2 separate regions of the Homo sapiens genome follow, and region 2 is linked to region 1. Evidence: chromatin loops called from intact Hi-C (ENCODE). Cell type or tissue: HepG2. All regions are shown on one strand. Links, peaks and the distances in the headings refer to the core of each region. The heading gives the core; the rest is flanking DNA. Region 1 has its middle 17 kb from the start of TRMT10C. Region 2 overlaps SENP7 (SUMO specific peptidase 7).

Evidence for each region. Hi-C counts contacts between places; a loop is a spot of excess contacts. Peaks named below come from ENCODE experiments on the same cell type or tissue, not always from the same donor. Only the 100,000 strongest peaks of a DNase experiment are listed, where the experiment ranks them.
Region 2: a loop joins it to region 1, with 2.4 times the contacts of the local background. A loop is called at or near these places in 2 of 110 quality-filtered maps.

Annotation. Positions count from the first base shown.
Region 1 is chr3:101,542,183-101,547,560 of GRCh38, forward strand. No RefSeq gene overlaps it. Among named protein-coding and RNA genes, the nearest start is that of TRMT10C, 17 kb to the right of the region's middle. In HepG2, for the core only: a CTCF peak has its summit at 2,465; no DNase peak of the experiment used is centred there.
Region 2 is chr3:101,464,103-101,469,480 of GRCh38, forward strand. All of the region lies in intron 3 of SENP7 (SUMO specific peptidase 7), which reads right to left. Among named protein-coding and RNA genes, the nearest start is that of SENP7, 46 kb to the right of the region's middle. RefSeq lists enhancers at 2,446-2,993, 2,994-3,540. In HepG2, for the core only: no CTCF peak of the experiment used is centred there; a DNase peak (open chromatin) is centred at 3,009; H3K4me3 peaks cover 1,343 bases.

The DNA of each region.
Region 1 (5,378 bases), core at 318-5,317:
CAACTTGAGCTACAACTTGATTTTATACCTTTTAGGGAGACATAGGACATTAATCAATACATGTAAGATGTACATTGGTTTGGTCCAGAAAGGTGGGACAACTGGGAGTGGGGTTTGGGGGTGGGTATCTTCCAGGTCATACATTTTAGAAATTTAAAGATTTTCTGATTGGCAATTGGTTTAAAGAGTTATTATCTAAAGACCTGGAATCAATAGAAAGAAATGTCTGGGTTATGATAAGGGGTTGTAGAGACCAAGGTTTCATCATGCAGATAAGGCCTCCAGGTATCAGGCTTCAGAGAGAATAGATTATAGATGTTTCTTATCAGACTTGGAGTCTGTTCTATCAGTCTTAAGGTCTCTATGTTTATGTTAATGTTGGTCATGTGTGAGGCATGTCTAACACTTACCACCCTCCACTTCCCATCATGGCCTGAACTAGTTTTTCAGATTAATTTTGGAATGCCCTTGGCCAAGAGGAGGGTCCATCAGTCAGTTGGGGGCTTATAATTTTATTTTTGGTTTACATTAAAAAAGTTAGATCTGGCTAGGCACAGTGCCTCATGCCTGTAATCCCAGCACTTTGGGAGGCTGAGGCAGGCAGATCACCTGAGGTTGGAGTTTGAGACCAACCTGACCAACATGGAGAAACCCCATCTCAATTGAAAATACAAAATTAGCCAGGCATGGTGGCACAGGCCTGTAATCCCACCTACTCAGGAGGCTGAGGCAGGAGAATCACTTGAACCCGGGAGGCAGAGGTTGTGGGGTGAGCCAAGATCATGCCATTGCACTCCAGCCTGGGCAACAAGAGCAAAACTCCATCTCAAAAAAAAAAAAAAAAAAAAAAAGAGAAAGTTGAATCTACCTTACATGAAGTGTGAGTTATGATGGATATTATCAGCCCCATAGTTCCACCCCTGAGAAAAGCAACAAAAGGAGGTTGTTAGCTAAACCACTGTTTTGTTCACCCAAAGACTCAAACTGAAATATTTATCTTTTCCTCCTGTAGTAAAGGAAGTGGTGCATTTCATAAGACCAATCTTCCTGTTGTTTTACAATAATGTGTCAACCTTAAATAAAAAGATTTAGAAAGTATGATTACCTATAGAGTTTACTAGAGCTCAAAGATTGAGGATGGCCACCCAGGAGCATACATTCAAGTTGCCCTGAATATACACTTCAATTAGCAGTAGTAACAGTGGGTTTTTAAAGCAGAAAAGAAGAGTCAGTTCCTAAATTATTTAGCAAGTATTTACATTAAAATAAACTACTGATTGTCTATACATTTTTCTTTGTATCACAAATTCTAGGAACATGAAGATAATGGCTTAGGTAGCTAGTCAGGCATAAAATGCCTTTTAAATAATTGCCCCAGGCTGGGCATGGTGGCTCACACCTGTAATCCCAGCACTTTTGGAGGCTGAGGCCGGCGGATCATCTGAGATCAGGAGTTCGATACCAGCCTGGCCAACATGGTGAAACTCCATCTCTACTAAAAATACAAAATTTATCTGGGCATGGTGGTGTGGGCCTGTAATCCAAGCTACTCAGGAGGCGGAGGCACAACAATTGCTTGAACCCAGGAGGTGAAGGTTGCAGTGAGCAGAGGTTGCACAACTGCACTCCAGCCTGGGTGACAGAGTGAGACTCTAACTCAAAAAAAAAAAAAAAAAAGTAAAAGACTTAATTTTTTTTTCTGTGGAAATAAGGGAAGGCACAGCTCTGACCTCTCCTTTTTCTTTCAGAATTTAATCCTCTGTCCTTTTCAAATGTATGTTACATCTTTATAATGGCTAAATAAACCTCTTCTCAGTCTCACAATTTAGGACCTGGGAGTCATGTTTCAAAATGCGTATTCAAGGGAGACAGCTCTCATAGTTCTTCTGGGAGGGTAAGAACTGAATTTTGGTGGGCAGGGTGCCTTGGCCCAATCTTCAAAACTATATCCTTATGAAAAGATTTAGGGAGTTTGCTTCTTCTCACTTGGATAAAACCAATTAGCTAACACTGGTGGTCCTCCTAACAATTATGCTAAACTTAAGATGAACTATATGTGACAAAATATGCTGTCAAGTTTTCTTACTTGAAGCCTATTTTTGTTTTTCTTGAAAACATGCATGTAATGGGTTGCATCTGCTTGTCAGTATAAAGGGGTGAGATTCCTTGTGTCTTTTCAATCTCTTAATGAGTCGCCTATGATGTCTATCACATTGTGGTTTAATGCTCATTCAATAATGAAACTGTTTTCTATCTCTACTACCATTGTGGAGAGGATTTTGGGGTTGGGAGATTTTTTTTTTTAAGAGAGACAGGGTCTCACTATGTTGCCCAGGCTGGTCTTGAACTCCTGGGCTCTAGTGATCCTCCTGCCTTGGCCTCCCAAAATGCTGGGAAGATTTTGCTTTTAATTGTATTTTCCCAACAATAATATACCATTTCCTAAGTCCTGGAGCAATCAGGTAATAGAAGACACCACCTTCAGGCAGAGAGAGGAGGAAGCAGCCAAGGTATTACAGAGCAATGAATTTTGCAAAGCATTAAACCACAGTAAGTCCTCATTTAACTTCATAGATAGTGTCAACCTTAAAATAATGAGATTCAGAAAATATGATTAAATATAGTTTATCTGATCTCAAAGCTTAAGGATGGCTACCCAGGATCATAGATTCAAGTTGTACTAAATGTACACTCTGATTAGCAGCAGTTACAAGTGGCTTTTTAAAGCAAAAGGGAAGAGGCAGTTCATACATTTTTTACCAAGAATTTACATCAAAATAACATATGCTATTGATCGTCTATACATTGTTCTTTGTATCTCAAATTGCAGGAGCATGAAAATAATAAGTGAGGCACCTAGTCATGAGAACAAATGCTTTTAAACAATTACCCCTTGGCAGCTGGGCACGGTGGCTCACATCTGTAATCCTAGCACTTTGGGGGGCCAAGATGGGTGGATCACGAGGTCAGGGGTTCAAGACCAGTCTGACCAACATGGTGAAACCCTGTCTCTACTAAAAGTACAAAAATTACTGGGCGTGGTGGCAGGCGCCTGTAATCCCAGCTACTCAGGAGGCTGAGGCAGGAGAATTGCTTGAACCCAGGAGGCGGAGGTTGCAGTGATCTGAGATCACACCACTGCACTCCAGCCTGGGCGACAGAGCAAGACTCGGTCACAAAAAAAAAAAACAAAAAAAAAAAACACCCCTGGGCCTGGGTTGGGGAGCAATGAGAATGGGGGTATATGTGACCAAAGTCCCATACTCATGTTTCTCTGGGCTTAAAAATTTTGCAAACCTCACATAACTGAGACTGCTCTGAGCTATTTTTCTTTCCTCAATAGGTTATTGAAGCTGTGACTTTAAGCTAAATAATGCATAATAAAACCAAATTTACCTTAGGCTAATTGATATAAACAAGAGTTAAGTTCCTAAGGCATATTTCCAGTAACGAAAACATTACAAAACTTCTAAATAAAGAGAAAAAACACATCTAATATTAAACACTGAAATAAATGTGAGCTATACATACATTTTTAAAGGATTAATAAAAACAAGATAATTGCCCAACTTTTGGTGAATCAGTAAGTGATGAAGGTCACAAGCGTGTTGGGTTAAATCAAGAAATAAACGTTTGCAAAGCAAAAACTGTTAAGTTTTTGGAAAGGGGTTACTGGAAAGGGGTCCCAAACCAGACCCCAAGAGAGGGTTATTGGATCTCATGCAAGAAAGAATTTGAAGCGAATCCAGAAACTGAGAGCAAGTTTATTAGAGAAGTAAAGAAACAAAATAATGGCTACTGCATAGGCAGAGCAGCAGCTTGGAATGCTCAACTGATAATACTTATAGTTATTTCTTTATTATATGCTAAACATAGGGTGGATTATTCATGAGTTTTCCAGGAAAGGACAATTCCCAGAACTGAGCGTTTCTCACCTTTTTAGACCATATAGGGTAACTTCCCAACATTGCTATGGCATTTGTAGACTGTCATGGTGCTGATGCGAGTGTCTTTTAGCATCCTAATGCATTGTAATTAGCATATAATGAACAGTGAGAATTATCAGAGGTCAATTTGGTCACCATCTTGGTTTTGGTCGGCTTCTTTATCACATGCTGTTTTACCAGCAATGTCTTTGTGACCTGTATCTTGTGCCAACCTCCTATCTCATCCTGTGACTAAGAATGCCTAACCTCCTGGGAATGCAGTCCAGTAGGTCTCAGCCTTATTTTACCCAGTCCCTACAGAAGATGGAGTTGCAGGCCAGGCATGGTGGCTCACGCCTGTAATCCCAGCACTTTGGGAGGCTGAGGCAGGTGGATCACCTGAGGTCAGGAGTTTGAGACCAGCCTGACCAACATGGAGAAACCCCGTCTCTACTAAAAATACAAAAAAAATTAGCCAGGCATGGTGGCCTATGCTTGTAATCCCAGGTACTCTGGAGGCTGAGGCAGGAGAATCTCTTGAACCCAGGAGGCAGAGGTTGCGGTGAGCTGACATCGAGCCATTGCACTCCAGCCTGGGCAACAAAAGCAAAACTCTGTCTTAAAAAAAAAAAAAAAAAGATGGAGTTGCTTTAGTTCAAATGCCTCTGACATAAACAGCACTTCCTCCCACCATGCAGTTCAATAACAATCACAAACATGGCAGGCTCATTGAGCGCTTTCATACCACATTGTTTATGGTCATACATTTTGTATGATCACTGTATAATTTACAAATTTTATTTTACAATAATCTGTATTAACTCTTTCATTCATTTTCCAATCTATTTATTCCACCAGTTCAGGGTCAGGTATAGCCAGAGTCTATCCAGCAGCTCAGGGCATAATGCAGAAACCAGACCTGAACAGAACATCATCCTACTGCACAGTGCCCTCACACACACCTGAATTAACTCTGATTGGTACAATGTACACATGCCAATTAACCTAATGTGCACATCTTTGGATTGTGAAAGGAAACTGGAGTACTAAGAGAAAACCCACACCCATATTATTTGAGTACCTGCTGTACAGCACAATTCTTTTGTTTGGCCTCTGACTGTCGTTGTCCAAAGACTTTCATTTCATTAAAGTTTTAAAAAGCAAAAAAGGCCTGGCCTTCAACAACCTTTGCAAAATTATGATAGTAAAAGAAGTCTGACATGGCTGACTCCATCTTGCTTCTAAACTCTAAGCTGTCTATGCTTATTCCTCAGTGTAGCCTAAGCTAACAATGGGAGGAATTTATATTTTAACTTAAAAGCAAGGACAATAATAGTTCCTCTCTAAAACTAACCTCCTCCTTGTTCACAGATTGAAAACCACATTTATAAGATTGATGAAAGGCCACAAGATTAGGATTATGGGAGGGGCCTGAATTCTAGTATAGTTTCT
Region 2 (5,378 bases), core at 286-5,285, 78 kb before region 1:
GTGTGAGCCACCACACCCAGCCAGGAAAAAGCTTTAAAGTGGCTATTATACTGTTCTCTGAGAGGATGAACTCTCTGAAAGAAGTAAAAAGACAGAAAATCTCAACAGAGGAACAAAATTAAAAAAGAAACAAATGGCAATTTGAGAACTACAAAGTAACATGACCAAATTTTAAAAAGCACTGAATGGCCTAAAGCAGGAGTCCCTAACCCCAGGCCATGGACTGGTATTGGTCCATGGCCTGTTAGGAACCAGGCCGCACAGCAGGAGGTGAGCGGCAAGTGAGCAACTGAAACTTCACCTGTATTTACAGCCACTCCCCATTACTCACATTACCACCTGAGCTCCACCACCTGTCAGGTCAGTGGCAGCATTAGATTCTCAAAGCACAAACCCTATTATGAACTGTGCATATGAGTGATACTGGTTGCATGCTCCTTATGAGAATCTAATGACTGATGATCTGTTACTGTCTCCCATCACCTCCAGATGGGATCATCTAGTTGCAGGAAATCAAGCTCAGGTCTCCCACTGATTCTACATTATGGTAAGTTGTATATTTATTTAATTATATACTACAATGTAATAATAACAGAAATAAAGTGCACAATAAATGTAACATGCTTGAATCATTCCAAAACCATCCCACCTGCCCCACTACCTGGATCCATAGAAAAATTGTCTTCCATGAAACCTGATGCCAAAAAGGTTGGGGACCGCTGGCCTAAAAAGCAGAAAGGAGACTAAAAAGGGGTAAGTGGATCTGGAAATAGATAGACCAATAGAAATATTCAATCTGAAGAACAGAAAGGAAACAGATGCTTATGTAAATTTAATGTTATGCTTTATTTAAAAAAGAATGAAAATACATTATAACAAAAAACTTAAAGTGGCCCACCCACCACTACTGGCACCCACACATGTCATCCGGAGAAACAAAAATCAATCCACATTCCTCAATGTCACCAATGTACATCATCAGGGTTCCTAGGGAACAACCTACCCACCTACTGCTACCAAGACCCACACACACCATTAGGGGGGTGGAGGGGGCATGAAGGGAGACCCACTCTGCCCACCATCAGCACCTGTGCACATCATCCTCCAGAGGCCTAGGGATCAATCCACCCCCCTCACCCCCGCCACTGGCTCAGACACATGCCTTCCAAAAACCTGAGGACAAGCCAACTCCACCTATAGCTGCCACTGCCATTGCCTACACAAATCATTTAGAGGTCTGGGGATTGGCTCAACACACCCAGCCATACTGGCATCCACACACACCACTCAGGCAACTAATGACAAGTCCACCTAGCCCACTGCCATTACTACTGGTGCTTAAGGAACAGCCCACCTGGAGTCCTCATGCTCAGCAAAGCCTCACCATGGCTGCCATTAACAAAAGCAGTCTGCATCACTTAGGAACTGTGACACTGCTGACATGAGTTACAATCCAAAAAATCATAAAAGATTACATGACTGTGTCTATGTAAAAATCAGACAAACCACTTCACAGAACCAGCACTATAAATATATCTATAGGAAAAAGTTTTTCCCTACCAATGTTAATGGTAAATTGGAAGAAAACAGCTGTTGAAATAAACACAGACACTAACAAAAAGACATGAGAAACATGAAAAAGCAAGGAAACAAGACACCTCCAAAGAAACAAAATAATTTTCCAATAAGAGACCCATAAGAAAAGGAAATGTATGGAATGCTGGAAAAAAAATCAAAATTCTGATACAAAAGAAACTAAGTGAGATATTTTTTAAAAAGTAAATAATCCAAAAAATTATGAAAACAATTTATGATCTCGATTAGAAATTCAACAAAGATTGATATCATTTAAAACGTCCTACAACTGAAGATTTCAATGAAATATAAAATACAGTTGAGAGCCTCAACAATAGACAAAATTAAGCAGAAGAATTTCTGAACTTGAAAACAGATTTTTAAAAAAATAACCCATTCAGACATAACAGTAAAAAACAACTTTAAAAAATGAAGAAAGCCTACATAACATATGAGATGCCATAAAGCGACCAAATATTCAAATTATGGGAGTTTCAGAAGAAAGAGAAATGGAAGAAAACATTTGAAAAAAATAATAGCTGAAAACTTCCCAAGTCTTGCAAAAGACAAAAACATGAAGATACAGGAGTACAAAATTCCTCAAATAGATTCAATCCATAAAAGGCTTCTACAAGGTATATCATAGTCAAACTGTGAAAAGTCAAAGACACAATTCTAAAAATAGCAAGAAAAATATCAAATCACACATAAGAAAATCCCCATAAGATTAAAAACAAATTTCTCAGCAGAAACCTTACAGGCATATGATGATATATTACAAGTGCTGAAAATAAAATGTCAGTCAATAATACCAGATCCACAAACCTATCCTTCAAAAATGAAGGACAAATAACATCTTTCCCAGACAAGCAAAAGCTAAGGGAATTTATCACACTACACTACAAAAATGCTTAATAGAGTCTTAAAACTCTCAAAGAAACACACAAAAGTATAAAACTCAATAGTAGAGCAGACACACAAATAAGACAGAGAATGGAGTCACATGTTATCACTACAAAAAGCCACAAAATCGGGCATTCCAAGATGGCTAAATAGGAACAGCTCCAGTCTGCGGCTCCCAGCATGATTGACGCAGAAGATGGGTGATTTCTGCATTTCCAACTTCGGTACCTGGTTCATCTCACTGGGACTGGCTGGACAGTAGGTGCAGCTCACAGAGGGCAAGCTGAAGCAGGGCGGGGAGTCGCCTCACCCGGGAAGTGCAAGGAGTCAGGGGACTTCCCTTTCCTAGCCAAGGGAAGCTGTGACAGGCTACGTGGAAAAATGGGACAGTCCCGCCCAAATACTGCACTTTTCCCAAGGTCTTAGCAACCAGCAGACAAGGTGATTCTCTCCCCGTGCCTGGCTCGGCAGGTCCCACGCCCACAAAGCCTTGCTCACTGCTAGCACAGCACTCTGAGATCAAACTGCAAGACGGCAGCCTGGCTGGGGGAGGGGCATCCGCCATTGCTGAGGCTTGAGTAGGTAAACAAAGTGGCCGGGCAGCTAGAACAGGGCAGAGCCCACCACAGTTCAACAAGGCCTACTGCCTCTAGACTCCACCTCTGCGGGCAGGGCATGGCTGAACAAAAGGCAGCAGACAACTTCTGCAGATGTAAACGTCCCTGTCTGACAGCTCTGAAGAGAGCAGTGGTTCTCCCAGCACAGCGTTTGAGCTTTGAGAACAGACAGACTGCCTCCTCAAGTGGGTCAATGACCCCAGTGTAGCCTAACTGGGAGACGCCTCCCATTAGGGGATGACAGACACCTCATATAGGTGGCTGCCCCTCTGGGACGAAGCTTCCAGAGGAAGGATCAGGCAGCAATATTTGCTCTTCTGCAATATTTGCTGTTCTGCAGCCTCCATTGGTGATACCCAGGCAAACTGGGCCTGGAGTGGACCTCCAGCAAACTCCAACAGACCTGCAGCTGAGGGACCTGACTGTTAGAAGGAAAACTAACAAACAGAGAGGAATAGCATCAACATCAACAAAAAGGTCATCTACACCAAAACCTCATCTGTAGGTCACCAACATCAAAGACCAAAGGTAGATAAAACCACAAAGGGGGAGAAACTAGAGCAGAAAAGCTGAAAATTCTAAAAATCGGAGCACCTCGTCTCCTCCAAAGGATCACAGCTCCTCACCAGCAACGGAACAAAGCTGGATGGAGAATGACTTTAACGAGCTGACAGAAATAGGCTTCAGAAGATCAGTAATAACAAACTATTCCAAGCTAAAGAAGGATGTTTGAACCCATCGCAAGGAAGCTAAAAACCTTGAAAAAACATTAGACAAATGGCTAACTAGAATAAAGAGTGTAGAGAAGATTTTAAATGACCTCATGGAGGTGAAAACCATGGCACGAGAGCTTCGTGACACATGCACAAGCTTCGATAGACAATTCAGTCAAGTGGAAGAAAGGGTATCAGTGATTGAAGATCAGATTAATGAAATAAAGCAAGAAGACAAGGTTAGAGAAAAAAGAGTAAAAAGAAACAAACAAAGCCTCCAAGAAATATGGGACTATGTGAAAAGACCAAATCTACATTTGATTGCTGTACCTGAAAGTGATGGAGAGAATGTAACCAAGTTGGAAAACACTCCTCAGGATATTATCCAGGAGAACTTCCCCAACTTAGCAAGGCAGGCCAACATTCAAATTCAGGAAATACAGAGAACACCACAAAGATACTCTGTGAGAAGAGCAACCCCAAGACGCATAATTGTCAGATTCACCAAGGCTGAAATGAAGGGAAAAGTGTTAAGGGCAGCCAGAGAGAAAGGTCGAGTTACTCACAAAGGGAAGCCCATCAAACTAATGGTGGATCTCTCGGAAGAAACCCTATAAGCCAGAAGAGAGTGGGGGCCAATATTCAACATTCTTAAAGAAAAGAATTTTCAATCCAGAATTTAATATCCAGCCAAACTAAGCTTCATAAGTGAAGGAGACATAAAATCCTTTACAGACAAGCAAATGCTGAGAGATTTCGTCACTACCAGGCCTGCCTTACAAGAGCTCCTGAAGGAAGCACTAAACATGGAAAGAAACAACCGGTACCAACCACTGCAAAAACATGCCAAATTGTAAACACCACCAGTGCTATGAAGAAACTGCATAAATTAACGGGCAAAATAACCAGCGAACATCATAATGACAGGATCAAATTCACACTAACAATATTAACCTTAAATGTAAATGGGCTAAATACCCCAATTAAAAGACACAGACTGGCAAATTGGATAGAGTCACTGATGGGAAGACCCATTAGTGTGCTGTATTCAGGAGACCCATCTCACATGCAAAGACGCACTTAGGCTCAAAATAAAGGGATGGAGGAAGATCTACCAAGCAAATGGAAAGCAAAAAAAAAGCAGGGGTTGCAATCCTAGTCTCTGATAAACAGACTTTAAACCAACAAAGATCAAGAGACAAAGAAGGCCATTACATAATGGTAAAGGGATCAATTCAACAAGAAGAGCTAACTATCCTAAATATATACACACCCAATAAAGGAGCACCCAGATTCATAAAGCAAGTCCTTAGAGAATACAGGAGCACCCAGATTCATAAAGCAAGTCCTTAGAGACCTACAAAGAGACTTACACCCCCACACAACAATAATGAGAGACTTTAACACACCACTGTCAATATTACACAGATAAACGAGACAGATGGTTAATAAGGATATCCAGGACTTGAACTCAGCTCTGCAACAAACAGACCTAATAGACATCTACAGAACTTTCCACCCCAAATCAACAGAATATACATTCTTCTCAGCACCACATCACACTTATTCT